Linked DNA regions of Homo sapiens: region 1 is linked to region 2. A link is a loop called in an ENCODE intact Hi-C map of the cell type or tissue named here. Cell type or tissue: PC-3. All regions are shown on one strand. Each heading gives the region's core, and the rest is flanking DNA. Links, peaks and the distances in the headings are about the cores only. Region 1 overlaps FERMT2 (FERM domain containing kindlin 2). Region 2 has its middle 73 kb from the start of FERMT2.

Region 1 (12,327 bases), core at 2,740-7,739, 99 kb after region 2:
ATTCCTAGCTTGAGCAACTGGGTTGACGGTTGGTGCTAGTTAGTATAATAAGAGTAGGGATAAGAAAAAAAATTGGGTTACATTTTAGATAAATTGAGTTATCTGTGGGACATCAAGAAGAGATGTGAGATAGGCAGTAGGGTGTATAGGCTGGCGTCTGAGTAGAAGGTTGGGCTGCTGACACCAGTGACGAAAATAAGTGTCTTTTAAAGCTATGAGAATGGATGAGACACCTGGAGAGCCAATGTAAGGAAAGAAGCACACGGTTCCTAGAAGATGGGAAGGGCAGCAGAGCGTAGGAGGTGGGATTGGCTTTAGATAGACAGGAAGAGACACTTTTTCATGTTAACACAAAGACAGGAGGCCCATCTGGGTACAAATTTAAGAAGGCTTATAGATGGGTTGGCGTGAAGGTGAAAGAGTTTGAATCTGATGGCTTCTGTGTTTTCTGCAGTAGAATCCATGGTTGTCTACTGAGAAGGAGGAGGATTCTCAGAAGTGTGAGAAGTTCGAAACACCGTGGTAGACAGAAAAAAATAGTAGGTTTCCCCAAGGGTGTCTTGGGCAGTCTGCCTGGCTATGAAATGAAAGAGGGAAAAGTCCTCTAAGTTTAATAGATGAGCAACTAAGTGGTATAGGTAAATGGTATGAGCAAGTAGCCTGAAAAGCAGGAGAAAGACGTTTTCTGGTCTGCTGAGTCTGCATGGCTTGCTTACAGTAGGTCAGAACCAGCTTCTTTAGTGGCTTTGTCACTAGAACACTGGGATTGTAGTGTTCTTTACCTCCAGTCAACTCTTGATTATGGTAATAGTTATATCTCATTTGGGGCTCAAGAGGATCCTAAAACAAAAGTAAATGGTACAGAGAATTACAATATTAGCAGAGTACAAAAGTATATATTTATCAGAAATAAGTCACGTGCCCAGAAAAGTTATCTGTGCTTATAAGTCACAATGACATGTTGCCTTAGCAAAGATTATCTAATGTAAACTTTGCTTCTAGTTTATGGACGTGTGAGAATACTAAACAAATTTTGCATTTCTTTCCTGAATTAGTACTTTAAAAATATGCAACTAGAAATTTATCCTCCCTAAAAGTAATATTTTAACCTCCTCTTCATTCCAAACTCTAAGTTGCTTACTTATTTTTAAGATGTGGTTACTTAAGGTAAGAAAAAGTAAGTTATTTGATCAACTTTCTTTTTTTAAAAAAGAATTACTTCATTTTTCTCTTTAGTCTGACAACATTATGGCATTAAATAAAGTCCAAGAGGTATTGGGCTGGTCTTTGTTTGGTCTCTGGTGGTTTAGATGAGGCAGAACTGAGTCTCCAGGAATCTGAATATTATCTCAAAAAGTTAGTAGCAGCCACTGTGCAAAGTTTGAAGGCCCAAGTCAAATCTGGGGCATATCCATGGATGTGTGGTAAGGCATAGGCTCCAGCTCTCGTGCAGAAACAACAGGAGTGGGATTTGATCAACTTTCTATGCAACCTTGACCACCCAGAGTCAAGGGGTCCTCCCACCTCAGCCTCCAGGTAGCTAGGACCACAGGCACAGGCCACCATGCCTGGATTTTTTTTTTTTTTTTTTTTTTTTTTTTTTTATAGGGATGAGGTTTTGCTATGTTGCCCAGGCTGGCCTTGAACGCTTCGGCTCAAGCCACCCACCCACCTCAAACCTCCCAAAGTGTTGGGATTACAGACGTGAGCCTGGCCAATAATTGCGTCTTAGTAGCCTGTATCCAAACAGTCAAGTAGGAATTGGTAATCTTATTAGGAAAACATTAAATAGGATGTTTTCAATAATGTCTCCCTTCTCTGTGCTCATATTTTCTAAGTGTAAGCAAGCTGGAATTGCATAAAGTGGGGCATAATATTTTCTCTAGCAAAAAGCTTTGAAATATGTATTTTTTTCTTTTTTTTCTTTTTGGTGACTCATGGAGTGGGAGAGCACTGTGATACCAAAAGCTGTTTGGTAGACTAAGCAATATTTACTCAGCCTCTAATGATGAGAAACCCAAGCCTTCTGTTCCTTAGAATACACAGATGTTTATTTGTAAAGCAAGTGTACGACCACTTTCTGAATTTGAGGAGCATTCTGTTACAGTTGAGGGAGGATATTTTTGTTGATTCAGTCAATGTTGTAGCAATTTGCAATGTTAATGATAGGAGTTTGAGTGTCTGTCAGATACTGTTATGTGCACGTGATACGGTGTGATGGGATCTGTTAAATAAGGGAGGAGGGACACAGAAATAATTCTTTCCAGAATGCTGGCAAAATGTTTTGAAGAATTAAGATATTTTACTAAAATTTATTATAGAAGTTAGAATTTTGCTAGGTATAGTAAACTATAAGTAGTTCTTGTCTTAAAAGAATTACTAAACAAGCCAAATTTATAAGTAAATCATAAAATCCCTTTTCTTCCCCAGAGAAGGAAAACAAGTGATGGCTTCATAATAGTACAGCTTTTTACCCCCCACGCCCCACCCCCGAGCCTTTTTGAGAAAGCTTGTATTTGTGATGGGTTACTTCTGAAAGTTTAACATCAAAATTTAAAATATAAGATATACTGAATAAAAGTTGGCCTGTACCTGGAGGATAACTGAAAATCATGACCTTGGAGAAATGGACTCTCAGAGCAAGTTTTTGAGCGTAGTCTATGCCTTGAATGGTTTTATAATGCAGATGAATGAATCTACTCCGGTGATGTTTGCTAACTTCTGGCCAAGTGCCAGGCTGAGTGTGTGTGTGTGTGTGTGTGTGTGTGTGTGTGTGTGTGTGTGTTGCACTTGGTCATCTAATGTTTGAAATACCAAGCCTGCCATTCTGGAAATCAGAAATGTTTATTTAGAACATAGTCCAGAGTCTAGATTAGAACATGTAAGGGAGTTCCTGTATGGAAAGTTTTCCAAAGCTTTAGTTTATGCAAATTCAGGGAATATCAACAGTTATTTCATTATGGATTTTGATGCCACATGGAAAACTAAACCACTACTTTAGTGATACAGTAGTATTTTCATTTGCTTGCCATTATTCGTAAGTATTTTAAAGTCATCATAATGTGTTCATGCTTCTACTCAGTCTTTAGCTAGAGGAAAGCTTCAATGTGTGGATGTCTGAAATCTGTTCTGCACATAGTGGGTTTTTCAAGTTACAGTTGCATAGTCTGTTATGATTTAACTTGCCACTTTAGAGACAAGCTGTGCTGTAATACACTAGATAACTAAGTGCTTTCAAGAGTTACCGCATCTGTGCCGGGCGCGGTGGCTCATGCCTGTAATCCCAGCACTTTGGGAGGCCAAGGGGGTTGGATCACTTGAGGTCAGGAATTCAAGACCAGCCTGGCCAACAGAGTGAAACCCAGCCTCTACTAAAAATACAAAAATTAGCTGGACTGGGTGTGGTGGTGCCTGTCTGTAGTCCCAGCTACTCCAGAGGCTGAGGCAGGAGAATCACTTGAACCCGGGAAGTGGAGGTTGCAATGAGTTGAGATCACATCACTGCTCTCCAGCCTGGGCAACAGAGCAAGACTCCATCTCAAACGAAAAAAGAGTTGCTGCATCGAGATAAACTACCTCACACACACACCTATATACACAATTTGTGCAGTTAAGTGCTTTTTTTTTTTTTTTTTTTTGAGACAGAGTCTTGCTGTGTTGCCCAGGCTGGAGTGCAATGGCACAGTCTTGGTTCACTGCAACCTCTGCCTCCTGGGTGCAAGCCATTCTCCTGCCTCAGCCTTCCCAAGTAGCTGGGATTGCAGGTGTGCACCAACAGGCCCAGCTAATTTTTGTATTTTTAGTAGAGATGGGGTTTCACCATATTGGCCAGGCTGGTCTCAAACTCCAACTTCTGACCTCAAGTGATTTGCCCACCTTGGCCTCCCAACATACTGGGATTACAGGTGTGAGCCACCGCTCCTGGCCTTTAAGTACTTTTTGATGTGCAGTTAGTTTTTATGCTTGCCTGGGCAAATGCTTCTCAGTTGGTGTACCATCATTTTTCTCAGGATTTTCATCAGTGTATACAATTTGTTTTTGCTACTAATGAATAGAATAGGTATGTTCTTGTGATAGTCTGAGCAGAGCCAATTGTGTGACTTGATATGGAGATACTGTTAGTTTCAAAATAAGATAGGTAGTGTGATATAAAGCCAGCACCAAAGAAAGAGCTAATTTTCTGGAAGTTGGGAAAACATTGCTTTGCCTGTTTGAGGGGGCTCAGTCGGGTCTTTAGGAAGTTTTGAAGTGATACTCTGCTGAAGGGCAAATTAGTGAATGATAATTATAAATAATTATAAATGATCTGAAATACGAAATCATTTCAGCCACTTTTAAAATAATGCTGTAATAGCTTTCCCTTTTTAAAAATGAAGCTAAAAATACTCCTTGGGTCTGCCATTTCCTTTCTATCTACCAGCTATTATTCTGTGTATTTACCAGCTATTATTCTATCTATTGATCGCTATTATTCTCCTTGCTGCAGTAAAATATCCAGGAAAAGTTTTCTGTATTTCTTATTTGTACTTCCTCACCTCCCAACCATTATAACTGAAATGGTTGTCATTTCCACTCTCACATTAACTTCTTGCACACTCTCTTGCAAGAGTGAACTCTTGCATACCCCCATCACCACACTTCTTCAAAATTATCAGTAATGATTTTGAAACAAGTGACTACTGCTTAAAACCATTTCCTAGACCCACAGAGATTCTGATATATTTGGTTTGAGAGATGTCACCAAGGTGGTGGAGTATCTGCCCATAAAAAAAATACAGACAGCTGTTCACAAACCAAAATAGCCCTAGTTTAGGGTGGGGCCAGGCATCAGTATTTTTTAAAAGCTGCTCAGATGATTCTAATGCCAATCAGGCAGAAAACTACTGCTCTAGGGCCTTATCTCATACATAGTAACACCTAAACCATGCACTGTGACCTACAAGGCTCCTGCCTGGCTCTCTGATGCCACCTCCTGCTGATCTCCATTTCCTCTCCTCTAGCCACCTTGGTCTCCCTCAATGGTGCTGGAACTTTGTTTTGTTCATCATCATATCTCTAGCACTAGAACAGTGCCTTCTTGCACACAGTACATGTTCAACAGGTATTTGTTGAATTCACGAATTCAGCACGTCTGATGTTCTTATTCTGTGGTAGTGATTACTCTGCAAGTAGTGCTGACTAGGTTGGTAGTGTGTTGAGTCTTCAGGAATGCTACTGAAAAGCCCAGTATTTGAACATAAGTCACAAGCCCCCACAGTCCAGCTTACCCATCTTCTAACACTGTCTTCTACTTCGCTGTCAGAACACCTACTTTTCTGTTTTTATCTTTTGCCATGAGTGGTATTGACACTTCTGATTTTTTTCTGGTCTCCTATTTCTGCTTTTATTTTGTGTAATTTTTTTTCTATATTGTTACTCATCCACTAGTTTCTCTGGGTAAAAAAGACTAGTTTTACCAGCGTTGCCAGTCAGTAAGAGAGCTTATTTTTTTTCTGTGGGTAAACGGACCACTCATAGGATGTCCAGTATGTAATCTTTGGATCCTATCCCCTTCTCTTGGTGGGTGCAGGTTGATAGCTCCTTTGATGAGAAACTGAGGTGGAATTCATGGGGGAGGGACAGGTTTTAAAGGGAAGGATGAGTATCAGGGGAGATATATGTTTCTGAGGTCACAGTTGGAAGCCTAATTGATGGAAAATTGAGATTTTATTGTACCATTATCTAAGTGCAAGATAACACTGCTTACAACAGGGGCCTGCAAAGTTTTCTTTTCTTTTCTTTCTTTTTTCTTAAGTATGGATAGTAGGTATTTTGGGCTTTTGGGCTTTGTGGGCCGCCATGCAGTCTGTGTCTAATGTTGTGGTGCAGAAGTAGACATAGACAATGTGTGAACAGAGTAGTGTGGCTGTGTTTCATAAAACTGTTTATGGGCATTGAAATTTGAACTTTATATAAAATTATGTAAAATACTGTTCTTTGGATTCCCCCCCCAACCCCCACCAGTTAAAAATACAGTCAGGAGCCATGTAACAGTGTTTCAGTCAACTACAGCAGACTATACAACCGTGGTCCCATAAGATTAATAATACCTTAATTTTACTATACCTTTTCTATGCTTAGCTACACAAATATTTATCACTGTGTTGCAGTTGCCTACAGCATTCAGTACAGTAACATATGTACAGGTTTGTATCCTAGAATCAAGAGGCCATACCATATAACCTAGGTGTGTAGTAGGCTATACTGTCTAGGTTTGTGAATACGCTCGTTGATGTTCACACAACAGTGAACTTGCCAAACATCGCATTTCTCAGATCTTATCCCCCTTGTTAAGTGACTCATGACTGTACAAAAACTGTTCTTAGCTAGTGAGCCATAAAAAGGCAGAAGGCAGGATTTGGTCCTTGGGCCATTCATAGTTTGCTAACCTCCAGCTTCACATTTATGTAGTTTTGACTTGGAAAGTCGAGTTCTTGACCAGTAGTCCTTTTCATACCTCACATTATAAAAATTCTTTAGATTTTGTGGTTGGTGGCACATTACCTCTTTATTAGTGTCCATATGTAAATTTTGTACCCAAAAGCTCCTTATCACGTTAGTGTCTTTGCCCTCTATGTTTTAGCACCTACTCCTGGGCCACATTGTTTGAGCCTGTCTTTTATTATGTCTTTGCAGCGCCCTGCTTCTACAATAAAACAGCTGTTTTTTTTTTTTAATTTAATAAACATTCCTTTCAGGCTGTAACAGGTGCTATGGAGGCCCCCCTCTTTCACTGTAGTTCACCTGCACTCCTGGTGGGCAGATCCCCAACATGCTGACAAGCTCTTTTCCTTAGGTGCAGGGATCTCTGAGCTTGCTCTGCCTGAGTGCAGGGCAGCCAGCCCCATGCTGGCAGCCAAGAAGTGTTAAGAGTTTTTAATGTAATGGCCCCAGGAGTAACCCTTAACAAGGAAGTGGAGAGATACCTCATCTTTCTCCTCTGTGGGAGAGTTCTGAGGCATGCCCTGAAGGACTGAACTGCAGGTGCTCACAGCAGTGAGGAACCTCCAGTTGGCTTTTCTCCCCATCTCACTTTCACTGATCCCCTCAAGTGTGCTTCCTGGGATTTCCTTCCCACAAATAAGCTGCTTGCACCCAAGTTCTTAGGTCAGGGATGCCTTCTGGAGGAACCCAAGTGACATGTGCTGGTGGACTCATAGTGCTCTTACAGCTCTTTTTCTCCTTGCCTCCCCACGGGGAGTATATGATGGAGCTTCCTTAGTGGGTGACATTGACACTAGATGTGAGAAAGAAAGTATTACAGGTTGAATATTCCTTATCTGAAAGCTTGAGACCAGAGTGTTTCTGATCTTGAATTTTGAAATATTTGTATTGTACTTAACCGGTTGAGCATTCGTAATCCAAAAATCTGAAATCTGAAATGTTCTAAAGTCTAAAACTTTTTTTTTTCCCCTGTTTTCTGAGCATTTTGGATTTCAGAGTTTCACATTAGGGAGGCTCAGCCTATATATACTACCTACCGATCATTCAGTTCAGCTCAACAGTAACTCTACTTGATTACCAGCATTCTTTGCAGGTTATCTTTTTCTGCCCTTAGTTTTCTGTTCCTGGAAAGAAAAGTAATATGTGATCAGTCATCTAACCTTGGTTGTCTTCTATAAGGTAGATCAGAATTTTCTGTTTCCAAAAGTTAGTTGGCAAATTCTGTGCTAGAAAGTAGGGTGTAGGGTACTATATACAATTAAGTATCACTGTTAAGCAAGTAGTTATAAAATAGCAGTTACATGCATTCTTTTGCCAAACTTCAAATAACATGATTGGCAGGACTTTGCCAAAACCACAGATGTTGAAATTTCAAAATGGTAATACGATCACAAGTAGCTGTAGCCGTAATTCTCCCATTAAAATACTTATTGATTAAAATAGGTTTTTAATGTCTGGAGAATTGAAAGTCTTTTTCTACCTGTGGCATGTTTCTTCCATAATGAGAACTTCAGTCGTATCAAGTAAATTTCACCATTGTAGAAGGTGTTTCAGCCATATAATCAATGTGGAAATCTGATTTTTTATTTAGGGATAGACTAGTTATGTGTGTGTGTGTTTCAATTTCTAGATTAATACATACTTTTAAATGTCTTAAAGTTGATAAACTCTTTTTAAAGGTACGACTATATTAAAATGAGCTTTATCTCAGAAGCATGATAGTTTTAATTTTTATTTGCAAAAAATTATTCACTTTTTTTTTTCTTGAGGTAGGATCTCGCTCTGTCACCCAGGCTGGAGTACGGTGGTGCAATCACAGCTCACTGCAACCTTGATCTACCTCCCAGGTTCAGTCCATCTTCCCACCTCAGCCACCTGAGTAGCAGGGACTACAGGCACATGTACCATGCCCAGCTAATTTTTTGTAGAGATGGGGTTTCACCACATTGTCCAGGCTGGTCTTGAATTCCTGGGCTCAAGTGATCTGCCCGCCTCAGCCTCCCAAAGTTTTGGGATTATAGGCGTGAGCCACTGTGCCCAGCATTCACATGTTTTTCCTTCCCCTGGAAGTTGTTTTCCTTGAGACAGAGTCTCGCTCCCTTGCCCAGGCTGGAATGTAGTTTCACATCACAGCTCGCTGCAACCTTGACCTTATGGGCTCAAGTGATCCTCCTACCTCAGCATCCTGAGTAGCTGGGACTACAGGCACATGCCACCATGCCTGGCTAATTAAAAAAAAAAAAATTATAGAGATGGGACTTCACCATGTTGCCTTGCCTGGTCTCGAACTCATGGGCTCAAGCGATCCTCCAGCCTCAGCCTACCAAAGTTCTGGGATTACAGGCATGAGCCACCACGCTGGGCCTGTTCTTTTTGTGTGTGTTTTGTTTTGTTTTGTTTTTTGAAACATCACTTTCCCTTTTTTTGGCACTTAGTAAGTTTAACATACAGTTGATCCCAGCAGTCTTTACTTTGATTGCAGCTTTAAAAACCAACTTCCTATCCTAGTCATAAGTAAATAAATAACTAGTTGAAGTTGGATTTTACTGCTACAAGTTTATTGTTACGACCTGCCTTATCTGGGGGTAGCTAAATCTTGTGTAAATTACATTCTTTTCTTTATTTGGTTTCATTTAGTTGCATAAGGCTGTTAAATAGTTGAACAGATATTAATGTTTCCTGTTATACTTGTACCAAAACGTGCTCAGAGAAAAATGTTGGGCAGTGTGACTTTAGATCCATTTTCGGGGATCTATTTGGGAGAGCACATGTGGCCAGAATGTAGTTTTTTATTTTTTTATTTTTAGAGCTTTCTCTTAAGTTATAGTGTTTCTCATGGGTGTTTTCCCTGTTCCTCCTCTTCACCTAGGATATTGGTCTCTGTTCACTTTGGTTCCCCATCTTTTCACCACCCATTATTCACCTTCACACATTTCTGCAACTTCATAAACCACAGTCTGTTCAGTTTCTCATCAGAATGTTATTGTCCATTCCTATAGGACGAGTTCCAAGCCCACCAACTCCTTGTCTTTATTAATCCTTCCTATTCTAGCCCTCAGGATTCTGTTTTCTGAGAATAAGAGGGTACTTTCTCTGTCATCCATGTGTCCCATTTTGTAGTTGACTCAAACATTCTTAGTTGCCCTATATATTCTGCCTCAGCTGCCTTGTGTACTGGCTTTTCAGGACAGAGCGTGTTTTCTCAGCTGTTAATGTTTCTTTTGTACCTGTCACATAACAGTAACTTAGTAGTTAATTATTGCTGTTAAATACCCAATTATCTAGTTTTCTGCTTTTAATTTCTCAAAATCACCTTGGTGATTTTTAAGTGATTTGTTTATTGTTTGTTTTTTATAGATGTAAAAAAAGATTGGTCTGACCATGCTCTCTGGTGGGAAAAGAAGAGAACTTGGCTTCTGAAGACACATTGGACCTTAGATAAGTATGGTATTCAGGCAGATGCTAAGCTTCAGTTCACCCCTCAGCACAAACTGCTCCGCCTGCAGCTTCCCAACATGAAGTATGTGAAGGTGAAAGTGAATTTCTCTGATAGAGTCTTCAAAGCTGTTTCTGACATCTGTAAGACTTTTAGTAAGTATTACATAAATTCTTCTTAAAATACGAGTTATGTGATGTACAGATGACCGATGACTGACATAGCTTATCCCAAGGGATGGGGCATGGGCTGAACTATCTGTATATATGTATGTGTGTGAAATTTCTACTTCATTAAAGTTTTTATATTAAGATAAATGCTGGGTTAAGGTGGAACAGGAAGAACCTAGTAGAGATTCTTTCCTTACTAGAATTGTATCTGATATTTAATACTTTATTTTTATGGAGAGGTTAAAGGAACAGGCACTATTTTCAGGGGAACATACATGGCTTTGCAATGTTTCCTTCACATAAGTCACTATTTGATTTTAGTGATTCAGGCAGATTGTGTCACTTCCTCCATTGAAGGCCTGACACAGCTCCTAAGGAAATGACTATGAGTGTTGTCTTCCTTCACCAGTCTACAATTTGAACATCTCTGTAGTATTTCTATTTATGCATTCTGAAATGAGATGTGGGTTACTTTGGCTGACCCAGTTATGTCATATGACAGGAAGTATTCAACCATCTGAGAAAATGTGAACTGCTGTCACTACCACTAGTGCAGAACTCTGCTGTATTTTTTCCTATTTGAGAAATTCTTGGTTAAAGATACATTTAGTGACTTCTCATATTTTAATTCCAAATAAAGTACTGCAGTTTTTTATTCATGTTAAATTTTTAAATTATACTAGTAATTTATAAATACACTCTGTTGTAAAAGAATCAATGAATATAGACATACATAGTAAGCTCCCCCTTCCCCTAAGTAATCATTCTTGACAGTTTGGTGATTTTCTATGCATTTATTTGTCCATACATATCGGATTTTTTTTAATAAATAGGAGCATTTTATATGTATTTTTTAAACTTAGTAATGTCTTAGAGATCTTTCTATGTGTTATACATTCTTTTAAGCTGTAATTCAGAGTATAGACGTACTATTAATTTACATCCAATTACTTCTTGGCCTTTTTGGCTAAGATCAAGTATAATTTATAACCACATTTCCCTGTTAATGATCAGTTAGGTTGCTTCACTCTTAGAGCAAATGCTGCAACATTTTCAAATGTTTTAAATATTGCTGAAAACATTTGAAAATATTTTAGTTGGGCTAGCGCCAGAGTACCCAATCTTCCTTGCTGGTGTCAGCACCCACACTCACTGCTAGAGCCTGTGGGCAAATGCTGCTCCTGTACAATGCCTCAAGCACTGACCTGTGGACAGTATGGAGGTGCTGAGACTACCTACCTCTTAACCCAGAGCCCTGCCTGCTGCTTATGCCTGTAGGCTTGGAGCTTGGAGGAGTCTGAATCCTCACCCATTTCTTGTGTTTAGTTTGGGCTGTGGCTTCCCTTAAACCAATACCAACTTTTTTCTGTCTTCAAGAATCACTCATTATTTACCCTCTTACTGTAGTTTCCTGTCTCCTAGCACTGTTATGGATGTTCATCTTCCCTCCCCGCCTACAATTTTTAAATATCTTTTGCTGTCATTTCAGGGGATTCGGGATGTAGGAGGGGAGATACAGGTAGATTCACATTGCCTTTTTGATCTAATGCCCTTGAAATTTTTTTTAAAGTGAAACAGGGTTTTTATTATTATTATTAAAATAGAGAAAAATACAAAGAATACCAAATTCCCATTATCTGGAATTAATAATTGTTGATATTTTGTCATTTTGTCAAATGACAAATATGACTTGAAGTCAAAGTAATACTGGTAAAATTCTTGAGTCTCATTATCCTAACTTCCCTTTACAAAGCAACTACTATCATAAGTTCAGTGTGTATCCAGTACTGTAAAATACACAGACACACACATACACACACACACACACACACACACGTATCTCTGTGTGTATATATCCATAAACTGTATATGTTATTGCCATTACCACGTAGGTATTTTCTTACTAAGTTTTGTACGTGTGTGCAAGAATTTCTCTCGAGTATCCACCTAGAAGTAGAAGTAAAATTGCTGTTTTAAATATATACATAATTCATTTCAGAGTACTGTCAAATTGTCTCCCAGTTGGTTATACCAGTTTATATTCCAACTAGCAATGTATGAAAACCCGTTGCCACAAATCCTCACTAACACTTGATTATGGTCTGTTTTGTTGTTTTTGTTTCCAAGAGAAAAAGACAGTATTTTGTTTTAGTTTACAAAGCTAAATATGTTTTTAAATCATTATTGGACATCTAAGTTCCTTTTTTTAATTGTTTATATCATTTGTCCATTTTTGAG
Region 2 (12,327 bases), core at 3,975-8,974:
CACATGTACCTCAAACTTAAAAATAGTTCTGCGTATAAAGAAGGAAGTAAAGTGAAGGGCAGAGAATCATAGAAGCAGGTAAGTTTAAGATAGGAGCATGTGAAAAGAAAAAGTAAAAAGCTGTGAAAAGGGAGAGGGAAACCAAGCAGCCTTTAGTAAAGTTAGTTTCATACACAAATGCCTTGTGTGAGTATTATTGTTTTGAGGGGGTTAAGGGCGGAAAGGCTGAGAGTCCTCAGTTGGGACAAAGCAATACAGGAGAGTAACAGCACGTGGGGAGGCACAGTGGCACACACCTGTAGTCCCACCTACTTGGGAGGCTGAGGCAAGAAGATTGCTTGAGCCCAGGATCTTAAGTCCAGCCTGGGGAACATAGTGAGACTCTATCTCTAAAATAAATATAAATAAAATTAATTCTCCAAATACTGAGGTAACTGGAAAATGCATAAATCACCCAGATTTTCCTGAGGAGGGACACGAGTTCAAGCTAATTTTCTTTGAATTTCAAAGGAAAAGGTGCTTCAGCTGACATCTTATTGTTTGTATTTTTAGTAGAGACAGGGTTTCACCATGTTGGCCAAGCTAGTCTCAAACTCCTGACCTCAGGCGATCCACCAGCCTCGGCCTCCCAAAGTGGTGAGATTATAGGCATGAGCCACAGCGCCTGGCATCCCTTAATTCTTAATAAATTATTATACAATAGTTCAGGCTATAATGTGAAGATCAAGGAAAAACACATTTCCAGTTTCTCTCCCTGTCCAAAGTTGCTTTATCTATTAATTTAATTGTTTAGATATCTAGCAAGTGTAGAGACCAAGGGAAAGTTTCCCCTTTACCCTCTAAAGGTTCACTGAAAATGAATGACAATAAGCAGATTATTCGGAGAAAAAGGTATACATGTTTATTTAATATGCATAAGCACAGGGGAATTGCAGGAGAATGATTAATAACCCAATGAGGTCCATATGCTTATATACTCTCCTTCATGGGGGAAAAGGAGATGGGGAAAATATGGCCATTCTGAGGGGTAGTGTCTTAGTCCATTTGTGTTGCTATAAAGGAATACCCAAGGCTGAGTGATTTACAAAGAAAAGAGGTTTATTTGGCTTACAGTTCTGCAGGGTGTACAAGAAGCATGTCACTGGTACCTGCTCAGCTTCTGGTGAGGGCCTCAGGCTGCTTCCATTCACGGTGAAAGGCAAAGGAAAACCAGTGTGCAGAGATCATATGATGAGAGAGAAAGCAAGGGAGATGGGAGGGAGATGCCAGGCTCTTTTGAACGACTAGCTCTTGGGGAAACTCTCTTGAGGGCTAATAGAGCGAGAACTCACTCATTACCTCAAGGACAGCACCAAGACATTCATGAGGGATCCATCCCATGACCCAGACACCTCCCATTAAACCCTACCTCCAACATTGGGGATAAAATTTCAACATGAAGTTCAGGCACGGTGGCTCATGCCTGTAATCCCAGCACTTTGGGAGGCCAAGGCGGGCAGATCACCTGAGGTCAGGAGTTCGAGACCAGCCTGGCCAACATGGTGAAACCCTGTCCATACTAAAAATACAAAAATTAGCTGGGCATGGTGGTGTGCGCCTGTAGTCCCAGCTACTCAGGAGGCTGAGGCAAGAGAATTGCTCAAACCTGGGAGGTGGAGGTTGCAGTGAGCCAAGATCGTGCCACTGCAGTCCAGCCTGAGCAGCAAGTGAGACTCTGTCAAAAAAAAAAAATTCAACATGAAATTTGGAGGGTCAAATATCCAAACTATAGCAGGTAATAAATTATTTTTAGGGGAAATGAATGGGTCCAATGCTCAGACAATGACTATCAAATAATTATTTGGGGGAATTTAATGGAGCCAGAGAACAGAAAATAGTTTGGAAAAAAGTTCAGCTGAGCTCTAGATGTGGTGTTTAATTTTCAGCCTCTTCCTTGGTGATACGAGTTTTAATCTCTGGTTTATGAAATTTCAGGGAGGGGATCAAAGACAGTTGTGTTTCTCTTTCATGGGTCCAGTTTCTAGGTAGATAAGGGAACTTCCAAGAACAGCTACATCCTGTGCTTTGGGAGAGAGAGAGTATTGAAAGAGAAGCGGGCAGGGAGGTCAGAGAGACCTTGAGGCTTCTTCTTTAGTTCAGCATGTCAAAGTATCATATTTTAGGGATCTTTTTCTGAACCCCAACACAAGCATTCCTTGTTTGTATGTGGTTTTCATCTTACGGGTCAGTTAGTTCCATTCCAGTTTGGTTCAATTCAATCCAACAGTAATTTCCTATGTGCTTGCAATTGTCCGAGGTGATACAGAAAACTCAAGAAGCCAAGCCTCTCTCCTTCCACCTCCCTACTCCCACCTTAGGAGTTCACAGCCTGTTCTATTGGTGCAGCTCAATCAGCCTACAGAAATACGTGTCACAAAACAGGAAAAGGAGTAGGGAAGATGGCTTAAACCAGATCACTTGCTGTAACTGCAAAAACAAGGAACAAAAGTTAAGCTGGTTAATATGCATGCTCAGTAGTCAGAAGAATCCTTACAGCAATATTACTTGTACCAACTCTCATTAGCCTGAATGAAGCTCTTGTTTGACTCTAAATCCTGCCAGTACTGAGTACCCAGATTGTATTTCCCAGGGAGAAGCCTTGGTCCTTTGTGCTGTGCCAAGGAGAGTTAAAGGTAAGAAGGCCTCCATTTCCCCACAACTTCTCTCAATTCTTGATGCCAATGGATCCTGGGAGTTGTAGAACCAGTTTATGTATTAGATTGGTGCAGAAGTTATTGCGGTTTTTGCCATTACCTTCAATGGCAAAAACTGCGATTACTTTTGCACCAACCTCATACAGGCTAACAAAAGGATTTAATTACCTTCAATATTTTTATTTCTCACAAATGCAAAATATCCTCAAGTATTTAAATTCTCAACATTCCACATAGAAGCTAGAATAATTTGCAAGTAATACATGCACATATAAAGTGAGTTTAGGCTGGGCACAGTGGCTCAAACCTGTAATCCCAGCACTTTGAGAGGCCAAGGCAGGAGGATCACTTGAGTCCAAGAGTTCAAGATCAACCTGGGCAACACAGTGAGACCTAGTCTCTACAAAGAAAAAAGGCAAGAGTGGTGGTACACACAAGTAGTTCGAGCTACTCAGGAGGCTGAGGTAGGAGGATCACTTGAGCCTAGGAGATCAAGGCTATAGTGGGCTGTGATCGCACCACTGCACTCCATCCTGAGTGACATAGCAAGACTCTGTCTCTAAATAAATACATAAATAAATAAATAAATAAATAAATAAAAGGGTTTGGATGCTGGACCACCTGAATTATGAATATCTATTATATGCCAGGCACAATGGCTCATGCCATAATCCCAGCACTTTGGGAGGCCAAGGCAGGTGGATCACTTGAGCCCAGGAGTTTGAGACAAGCCTGAGCAACATGGCAAATCCCCATCTCTAAAAAAAAAAATTAAAAACTTAGCCAGGTATGGTGGCACACACCTGTAATCCCAGCTACTCGGGAGGCTGAGGTGGGAGGATCACCTGAGCCCGGAAAGTTGAGGCTGCACTGAGCAGAGGTCTTGCCACTGCACTCCAGCCTGGGCAACAGAGCAAGATCCTGTCTCAAAAAAAAAAAAAATATATATATATATATATATATGTATATATATAATATTTAAATTTTCACTTTGTTAATTTGGGCTCATCAGTTGAGAATCCAGTGATTTTGCCATCCAGTGAGCTTACATTTCCAGGTTTCTGCTGCTACACACTTTTTTAGATAGTCTTTTGTGCTTCTCCAGACTTAAAGAATTGCACAGGATAGGGTCAGAAGCAATCATTGTAACCAGGCTTTCCTCTGATTTAAAGAACATACATTAATCTTAAGGAAATGGCTAACCAACCAGCTATGGTCCTCTTAATTGCTGAATAACCCAGTACACAGACCTCCATCCTGCCACTTAAATAAGAGATATTAAGAAAAGTTTTGTCAGATCCTGTGACAGTTAATTTGATGTGTCACCTTGACTTGATCATGGAATGCCCAAATATCTGGTTAAATATGACTTCTGGGGTGTGCCTATGAGGGTATTTCCAGAAGAGATTTGCATTTGAATTGACAGACTGAGTAAAGGAAATTATTCTCCGCAATGTGAATGTGCACCATCCAATCCATTGAGGGCCTGAGTAGAGAAAACAAGGATTCACTCCCTCTGCCTGACTGCTTGAGCTGAGGCATTTATCTTCTCCTGCCCTCAGTACGCCTGGTTCCCAGGTCTTTAGATCCACAGTGGAATACACACCATTGGCTCTGTGGCTCTCAGGTCTTCAAACTATGCCACCAACCAGCTTTCATGGGTCACCAGCTTGCTTGGCAGCCTAATGTGGAAAGCAGATGAGCTACCCCAGGTTACACAAGGGTGGCTTGTGGTTCAGCTGTAACATCTGGTAATTTGACAAGTGTTTGTACCGTAAGAGTCAGTGTCAGGACCATTTATGACCTTCATAAGAGGCTTGAGGATGCTGCCTGTGAAATCAAACCACAGGGTATGTCTTGCCTTGGTATGTCACACAGGAAAGGCCCAGTACCACTCCTGTTTTCAAGACAAAGGGGAAAATTCCCTTCTAATGGCTTTACCTGAGCAAAGGACAGTCCTTGAGCTTCCCTGAAAGTTTTTCCATATCCAAGTAACTCACCAAGAGGAGAAGTAGAGTGACATTGTTTTCTTGGTGATAAATGCCGTATCTTGTCATAGATCTATTTTCCAGTCTTGGTCTACCAGCTTTTTGCAAGTACCTGTCATTCCTTGGCAGGAATTAAAATTAGTTCAGGTTTTTTTTTTTTTTTTTTTGAGACGGAGTCTTGCTCTGTCATCCAGGCTGAAGTACAGTGCCTCAATCTTGGCTCGCTGCAACCTCTGCCTCCTGGGTTCAAGCGATTCTCCTGCCTCAGCCTCCCAAGCAGCTGGGATCACAGGCATGCATCACCACGGCAGCTAATTTTTGTATTTTTAGTAGAGACAGGGTTTCACCATGTTGGCCAGGCTGGTCTCGAACTCCTGGCCTCAAGTCATCCGCCCACCTTGGCTTCCCAAAGTGCTGGGATTACAGGCATGAGCCATCGTGCCTGGCCTAGTTCAGGTTCTTTTGTGTGATCTAGATGTTGGACATAGACAGCAATCTGATTAACTAATATGCCAGGGTTTGGGAAACTGGTGTAGGAGGATGTCAGGTTTCTGCTTGGCCTATTGAGAAAACTGGAAGAGTTTATAAAAGCATAATAGAGTTTGGAAGAGAGCCCATAGCGGAGAGTCAGAGTGAAAACAGGATAGATAGAGACGCGCAATCTCCAGTCAGCCTTTAAATAAATGGCCAAAGAAAAGGAGTCTTCATTAAAAGGAAGAGGTATTTTTGTTTTTGTTTTGGAGTAAGGAGACATAATGGGGGAGAAAATCGGTGGAAGTGAAGTTTCTTAATGACCTTGGGAAAAAATTGTCTACTTCATGATGCTGTCTGCTTCCTGAGCCTGGGGATTAACCCTGGAAATCCTTACTTTAAGGTCACTTGCAGGGATGGTCTTCCAAATTGTCCTGAGAGTGCTGATCTGGGGTCTCTCAATTGTCCTAAGAGTGCTGACCTAGCTTAGCATGGCTTGCAGGAATCCATGAGGATTTTTATTTTATTTAGATAGCGGCATAAGTTGTTAGCAGTACTTCATAAGGTCCTTCCTAGCTAGGTAATGTCTTCTAAAAACCTTGATGTACATAGATCTCCTCGTCAAAAGAGATGGCAAGCATTGTCAGTTGGCAGAGGCTGGCTGTGTCATTTTTACCTGTTGATATGCTCCAAGTATACTTGTCAGTTCCTGTATATAACTAGTCATAGCATCGAATTGTTCACTTAAGTCTCCATAATGGTTCACTCAATTCAAGAATAGAAGGCTTAGAGATACCAGTAGGCATAGAACAACCAAGTATTGTTTCCAAAGGGGTAAATTCATGCCTTCTATTTCAAGTATTACAGGTTTTATGTATTTAGGGGAACGCTTCTGGCCATTTCAGTGCAGTCTCTTGATAGAATTTTCCTAAAATTTTTTGTTTCTACCTAGCCAATATTTTAATAATCCACAATATTAGCTGATTCATAAAAAGTGCTTTTACAACCTGTTACCATCTAAGATAATGCATCATACAATTTTCAAGAATGTGTTGATTTTGAGCCTCTGTTCTGTAGAATTCCCTGTGCTGCAGCCGGTACATGCTCCTTTTTGATGACTCCACATTTATTCTCACAGGCATTTGTCCTGGACTCTTCTGCTAATCAATGAACAAACAGTAAGTCATTCAGATGGGCCAGTAACTCACCACTTGTCTCCATATGAAGGTGAGGCTTCTGTTACTTGAAGACTTGATTAAGTAAGCGTGGGAGACTGTGCATGGTGGCTCACATGGGCATGTAATCCCAACAGTTTGGGAGGCCGAGGCAGCAAGAGTTCATGACCAGCCTGGGCAACATAACAAGACCCCCATCTGTATAAAAAACAAAATAATTAGCTGGGTGTGGTGGTACGTGCCTGTAGTCCTAATTATTGGGAGGCTGAGGTAGGAGGATCATTTGAGCCCAGGAGGTCAAAGTCACACCACTGCACTCCAGCCCGGGTGACAGAGCAAGACCCTATCTCTAAAAAATTTTTAAATAAAATCTTTTTTTAAAGATGTGGGGGAACTTATACTTTATCTGCTTTTTCTGGTGGACTGTGGTTCCCCCACCCCCACCAAGCACCAGCTGCCTCAGCTCCTAAAGCCCTCCCCACACCACACACAAGCTCATGCTCACTAGGGCAGTGAAAACAACCCAGTCCCTCCAATGCTTCTTTCCCCAAAGTCCTTTTTATGTCTAGCTTTTTCTGTTCCACTTGCCCTGAGGATAAGGGATGATCAGGGTATGAAATTTTAATGAGTATCCCAAAGTTTTTGCAAGCAAGTGGTTTATTTCTGCTATAAAATGAATTCCTTGGTCTGACTCAATTCATAAAGGAATGCCAAAACAAAGAATAATCTTATTCATTTATTCACCACTGTCGTGGCATCAGCACGTCTAGTCAGATGGCGTTCAGTCTATCCACTAAACATAGAAACAATAAGCAAACAGTGAGAATAGCCTAAAGCTGGAGGTAAATCTATGAAATCCACTTGGAGTGCCACAAGAGGCAATGTAGGCCTCAAGGACTTCCTGAGGAATATTGGTTTCCTACAGAAATTTGGTGAGATTTACAAGCAGTATGCTGGGAAATAATTCGGTCAGAAATTTTGTGGGTGCCAGGGCAGAACCAATTATAATTTTTTTTTTTTTTTTGGAGACGGAGTTTCGCTGTTGTTGCCCAGGCTGGAGTGCAATGGCACAATCTTGGCTCACTGCAACCTCCGCCTCCCGGTTCAAGCAATTCTCCTGCCTCAGCGTCCCAAGTAGCTGAGATTACAGGTGCCCGCCACCATTCTCAGCTAATTTTTTGCATTTTTAATAGAGATGGGGTTTTACCATGTTGGCCAGGCTGGTCTCGAACTCCTTACCTCAGGTGATCCACCCACCTCGGCCTCCCAAAGTGCGGGGATTACAGGCATGAGCCACCACACCTGGTGCCCATTTATCTTTTGGGTCCTTAACTATCCTCCATCTGCACATACATCCCATTTGATGGGAGACAAGTGCAAGCCAAAAGGCTGAAAGAATGGGGGCCATAGGAAATCCTTTTGGCCCAATGTATAATCCATCTGATCATTGTTTTGAATGCTTTTGTATCCATTTGTCTTTTCAGATCATGGAGCATCTGCCTGATAATCAATAGTATCAGCTAGAGATAAAGGCAGGTTTAGAAACTAGATATAAAAAAAAAAAGGTGGCACATTTTTGGCTGTGTATTTAGCAGCCTTGTCAGCCCTATTGTTCCCAAGAGATACAATACCAGACTCCTTAGTATGGGCTGAACAATAAGCAACAGTAATTTTAGTAGGGAGGAAAATAGCCTGTAATAGATCAACAATTATATGCCCATTGGCAATAGAAGCACCAGCAGAAGTTAAAAATTCAAGGCATTTCCAGATTATGCCAACAGTATGGCAGACTCCAAAGGCATATCTGGAGTCGGTGTAAAGAGTGGCCATTTTTTCTTTTGCCAGTGTGCAAACTTGAGTGACAGCTATCGGTTCAGCAGCTTGGGCTGATCTTACAATGAGCAAAGAGCACACCTCAAGTGTTTCATGTGGGAAAACTAGCCAGTTGTTATGTTTCCTTGGCAATTTCATCTACAAGAGCCATCACAAAACAGAAGTAAGTCTGGGTTGTCCAAAGGGGTAGCTAAGAGGTTTGCTCGTGGCTTTGAGACCATTTCTACAGTGTTAAGGCAATGATGAGAAATGGAGTGAAGCTCTTCATTAGCAGGGAGAGGTGGTAGAGTAGCTGGATTTAAAGTGTTACAGTGATGTAACGTGATGGAGGGATGGTTAACAGGGCTTTTCTGAAGTGGTCGGTCATCATGTAGAGAGGTGCTGTGTTTTATAAACTTATAAGAAAGCAGACAGACATAGTAGGGGGAACATAGAGGTAAATGGAGGATTCTAATATAAGAGTACCGCCTTTGCCAATTAGGGTGGCAGCTGCAGTAACTGCACACAGGCGTGAGGGCATACTTGCTACCATGGGGTCTAACTGACATGAGAAATATGCTACAGGACATATATGAGATCCAAAAAGTTGTCCTAGAATACCTGCAGCAATCTCATTATGTTTATGGCAATACAAGTGAAAAAGTTTGTCAAAATTAGGTAAGCCAAGGGCAGTGGGTACGAACAATGCTAATATTAAGGCTCAGAGGAGATCATCAGCATATGGCACAAGATTGGAGCCCTGGGTAAGGGCTAAAGAATCTAAGTGGGCTTTAAAGACCTGGGAAAGTATTAAGGGAGACTCACGATATCCCTGAGGTCTGTGAGTCTATGTTAATTGTCTCTCTTATATGTAAATGCAAAGAGAAATGTCTAGTCAGGGTGCAATGGAATCGAGCAGAGGTCAATTACTGTAAACCAGGCTGTGTCAGCAGGAATCAAGGTAAGAATGGTAGCTGGATTAGTGACTATGGGGTAGGGTAGAAAGGAATTACAAAGGAGTTGCTTTTGGCTCTTGGATCTTGTACAATTGGTTAGAAGTGATTCCCCCATCCCCCTTCCCACCCCCATCTGAATCAACTTTCTCTTCTTTCTTTCCCAGCAAGCTTGGGGTGCTACAGGGTAAAGAAATAAAGACACCACCACCCTGCTGTAAAAAGGAGTCGATTATATGTTTGATTCCTCACGTTGCATCTCATTAGAGAAGATTGTGGGCTACTGGTGGGAAAGGTTTGTTTCTTTCCCAGGCGATGTGTGCAGGCCCTGTGCTTAGTAGCAAGCCAGTGTCATTTGCATGTGAGGCCCAAGGACTAGTTCAGGCATCTTTTAAGACTGCATCCTCTTCAAAGGATTTTAAATTGAGATGGGTTTCCATTAAGGAAAGTAGAAAGTTTTAGGTTTGTTCTGAGGGCAGGAAAATAAAAACATCTTTCTCATTGCATTATATGCTTGCATTAAACTTGCATTAAAAATCTCTTCTGGAAAGATTTGCTGGTAAGGAGTCAGAAACCAGAAAAGCACAATGTTGAGAGGGCCTAAGAATATTGGGGTGGCCTAAGATATGGGCAGTGAAATAGGTTGCCCACAGACTCTGACAACTTAAACAGAATCAGAGGCGACAGGTAAAAATAAATCCTCTGGGTGTTACGGTAGAAGAAGTCAAACCAGTGTCAATTAAGAAATGCAGTTCCCAATCCTCTGCTTAAAGTTTAATGATGGGTTTGGGGGTGTGGTTGAGGATGAGCTGACCCCATCAATTAATAGGGTATTATCCCTCAGAAGGGGAAAATGAAACTTCTGAGGATGGTGGATCTACGGACCCCACTTTTTCTTTCTTCTTCATCTTTCTTTGAAGTGGCAGGACAGTTGTTTTTCCAGTGTCCTGGTTTTTTAAATATCTGCAGACATCTGGAGGCAAACAAGGCAGGCACTGTGGTTGGTAAGAAAAATGAGGGGATTTTGAGTTACTCTGAGACTCATAGCTTTGTTTCTGTAAATACTGGATTTAGAAGGCAGAGCTGTTGGTTTTTATTTTTTTCTTATTTTCTGCAAGCTATTTTCAAAGAATTGCATAGCTGCTTCTATAATAACACTCAGAGACTGACTCACCCAGGCAGCCACACTATTTTGAATTTCCCTCTTTATATCAGGGAGAAGATTTCCAACCAAGCCAGAAATTAAAAGATTTCTGTGTTCTGGGGCTTTCTGGTTTAATGCAGTGTGGCTTTTAAAAGTTTGTATAAAGTATTCCATAAAAACCTTAGGAGATTCTCCTTCCTTTGAGTGCATGCTTCAACCTGAGACCAATTCACCTTAGGGAGAAAGGCCTCTTTCATCACCTCCATTAGGCATGGAATATTGGCCTCTAGCTGAGCCATTTCCTGGTCACTTGCAGTAGGGTCTAGAAGTAGTTCCAGCCATTTATTTCCTGGGTGGAGGTGGGTGGGGAAGAGTTGGTTCCCGTAGAGTCCATCTGGCCTGTCTAATAACTACAGTATCATCACAGGTGGGAAGAACACATCTTAGTGGCCAGTTGAGGTCCCTGTGAGTGGGATTATGAGTGGCTACCAATCCTTCTAACTCCTCTCTAAATGTGGTAGAATCTTCTGAAAGTGGGGTCCAAAGGGCTTTGTAATATAAAAGATCTCCTGCTATACAACATCAACCTAAATGTCCATCAACAGATGAATGGATAAAGAAAATGTGTTATACACACACAAGTGGAGTACTACTCAGCCATAAAAAAGAATGGAATCCTGTCATTTACAGCCACATGGGTGGAACTGGAGATCATCATCTTAAGTGAGATAAGCCAGGCACAAAAAGACAAGTATTGCATGTTCTCACTTATATGTGGGGGCTAAAAAATTTGATCACATGAAGGTAGGATGTGAAAAGATAAATAACAGTGACTGGTAAGGGTGAGTGGGAGGAAGAGGGATGATGAAGAGAAGTGGGTTAAAGAGTACAAACACACAATTAGAAGGAAGAAATTCAAGGTTTGATAGCAGAGTAGAGTGAGTGTAGTTAACAAAAATGTATTGTACTCAGGAGATGGGAGAGACACCCTAAATACTGACTTGATCACTATGCATTATATACACATAACAAAATTTCACACTACCCCATAAATTTGTACTAATAAAAAATATTTAGGCCAAGCACGGTGGCTTATACCTGTAATCCCAGCACTTTGGGAAGCCAAGGCAGGCGGATCACCTGAGGTCAGGAGTTCAAGACCAGCCTGGCCAACATGGTGAAATCCCGTGTCTGCTAAAAATACAAAATTAGCCAGGCGTGGTGGCACGTGCCTGTAATCCCAGCTGCTCAGGAGGCTGAGGCAGGAGAATCACTTGAACCCGGGAGGTGGAGGTTGCAGTGAGCTGAGATTGCACCACTGCACTCCAGCCTGGGCAACAAGAGCGAAACTCCATCTCAAAAAATATATACACTTTTAAACATAAAATAAAGGGTCTACTGCTGTCTGGAGACAAATTCTTTGTGGTGGGGATCCAGTATAACATGCACGGCACAGTAAGGTCTGGAGTTGACGGAGTTTGCAGAACCCTGGGAAGTAGGAGGAGTCTTCCTGGAGCCTGGGCCAGATTTACTTCCTGGCTATCAGCATTTACACAGGCAAACTGTATACCCCAGGCCTGGAGATCAGGCCAGAGTGTGTTCTGTAATCTTCCCAGGAAAGGGAAGTTAAAGCAGGCAGCTGAATGTTTAAGGGATTTTCTAAAAAGTTGGAAAAGTTTTACAAGTTAAAGGATTTTGCTGAAGAGATGGGGCCATATTTTGAGGAGGGGGATTCAAGCCAGGGGCCCAGAGATCCAGAAGATCTTCTGGAGGGTCAGGGACAGGCAGTTGGGGGTAAAGGGAAGTATAAGTGGATGGAGAAGGAGGATTTGTAGTGTGTGTGGACTTTAACTTTTGTTCTAAATCTGTTCTTCCCTAAAGCTAGCTGTTACCCTCCTCTACATCCTCTTTACAATGTGATGTTCCCATAGTGCCAATAGGACAGTTGTTTTCGATGACAAAATTTTTTTCAAATAGGGAAGTTTTTCCAATTCAAAGGATCCATCGTCTGGCCATTGACAAATAGGATCTCCAAGAATGTGTTTATTCCAATAGCAACTCAAACCAATAAACCTTTTCATGGAAAGACTG

The links. Hi-C counts contacts between places; a loop is a spot of excess contacts. Peaks named below come from ENCODE experiments on the same cell type or tissue, not always from the same donor. Only the 100,000 strongest peaks of a DNase experiment are listed, where the experiment ranks them.
Region 1: it touches region 2 in a loop (2.0-fold over the local background); 1 of 110 quality-filtered maps calls a loop at or near these places.

What each region holds. Positions count from the first base shown.
Region 1 is chr14:52,916,870-52,929,196 of GRCh38, reverse strand. FERMT2 (FERM domain containing kindlin 2) reads left to right here. Exons shown (of 15, transcript NM_006832.3): 3 at 9,841-10,074. LOC105370500 (a long non-coding RNA gene) reads right to left here. Exons shown (of 3, transcript XR_943867.3): 3 at 1-840. Among named protein-coding and RNA genes, the nearest start is that of FERMT2, 28 kb to the left of the region's middle. RefSeq lists a silencer at 3,092-3,386 and an enhancer at 10,469-10,578. In PC-3, for the core only: a CTCF peak has its summit at 4,985; a DNase peak (open chromatin) is centred at 6,316; H3K27ac peaks cover 1,006 bases.
Region 2 is chr14:53,017,485-53,029,811 of GRCh38, reverse strand. No RefSeq gene overlaps it. Among named protein-coding and RNA genes, the nearest start is that of FERMT2, 73 kb to the right of the region's middle. In PC-3, for the core only: no CTCF peak of the experiment used is centred there; a DNase peak (open chromatin) is centred at 7,021; H3K27ac peaks cover 635 bases.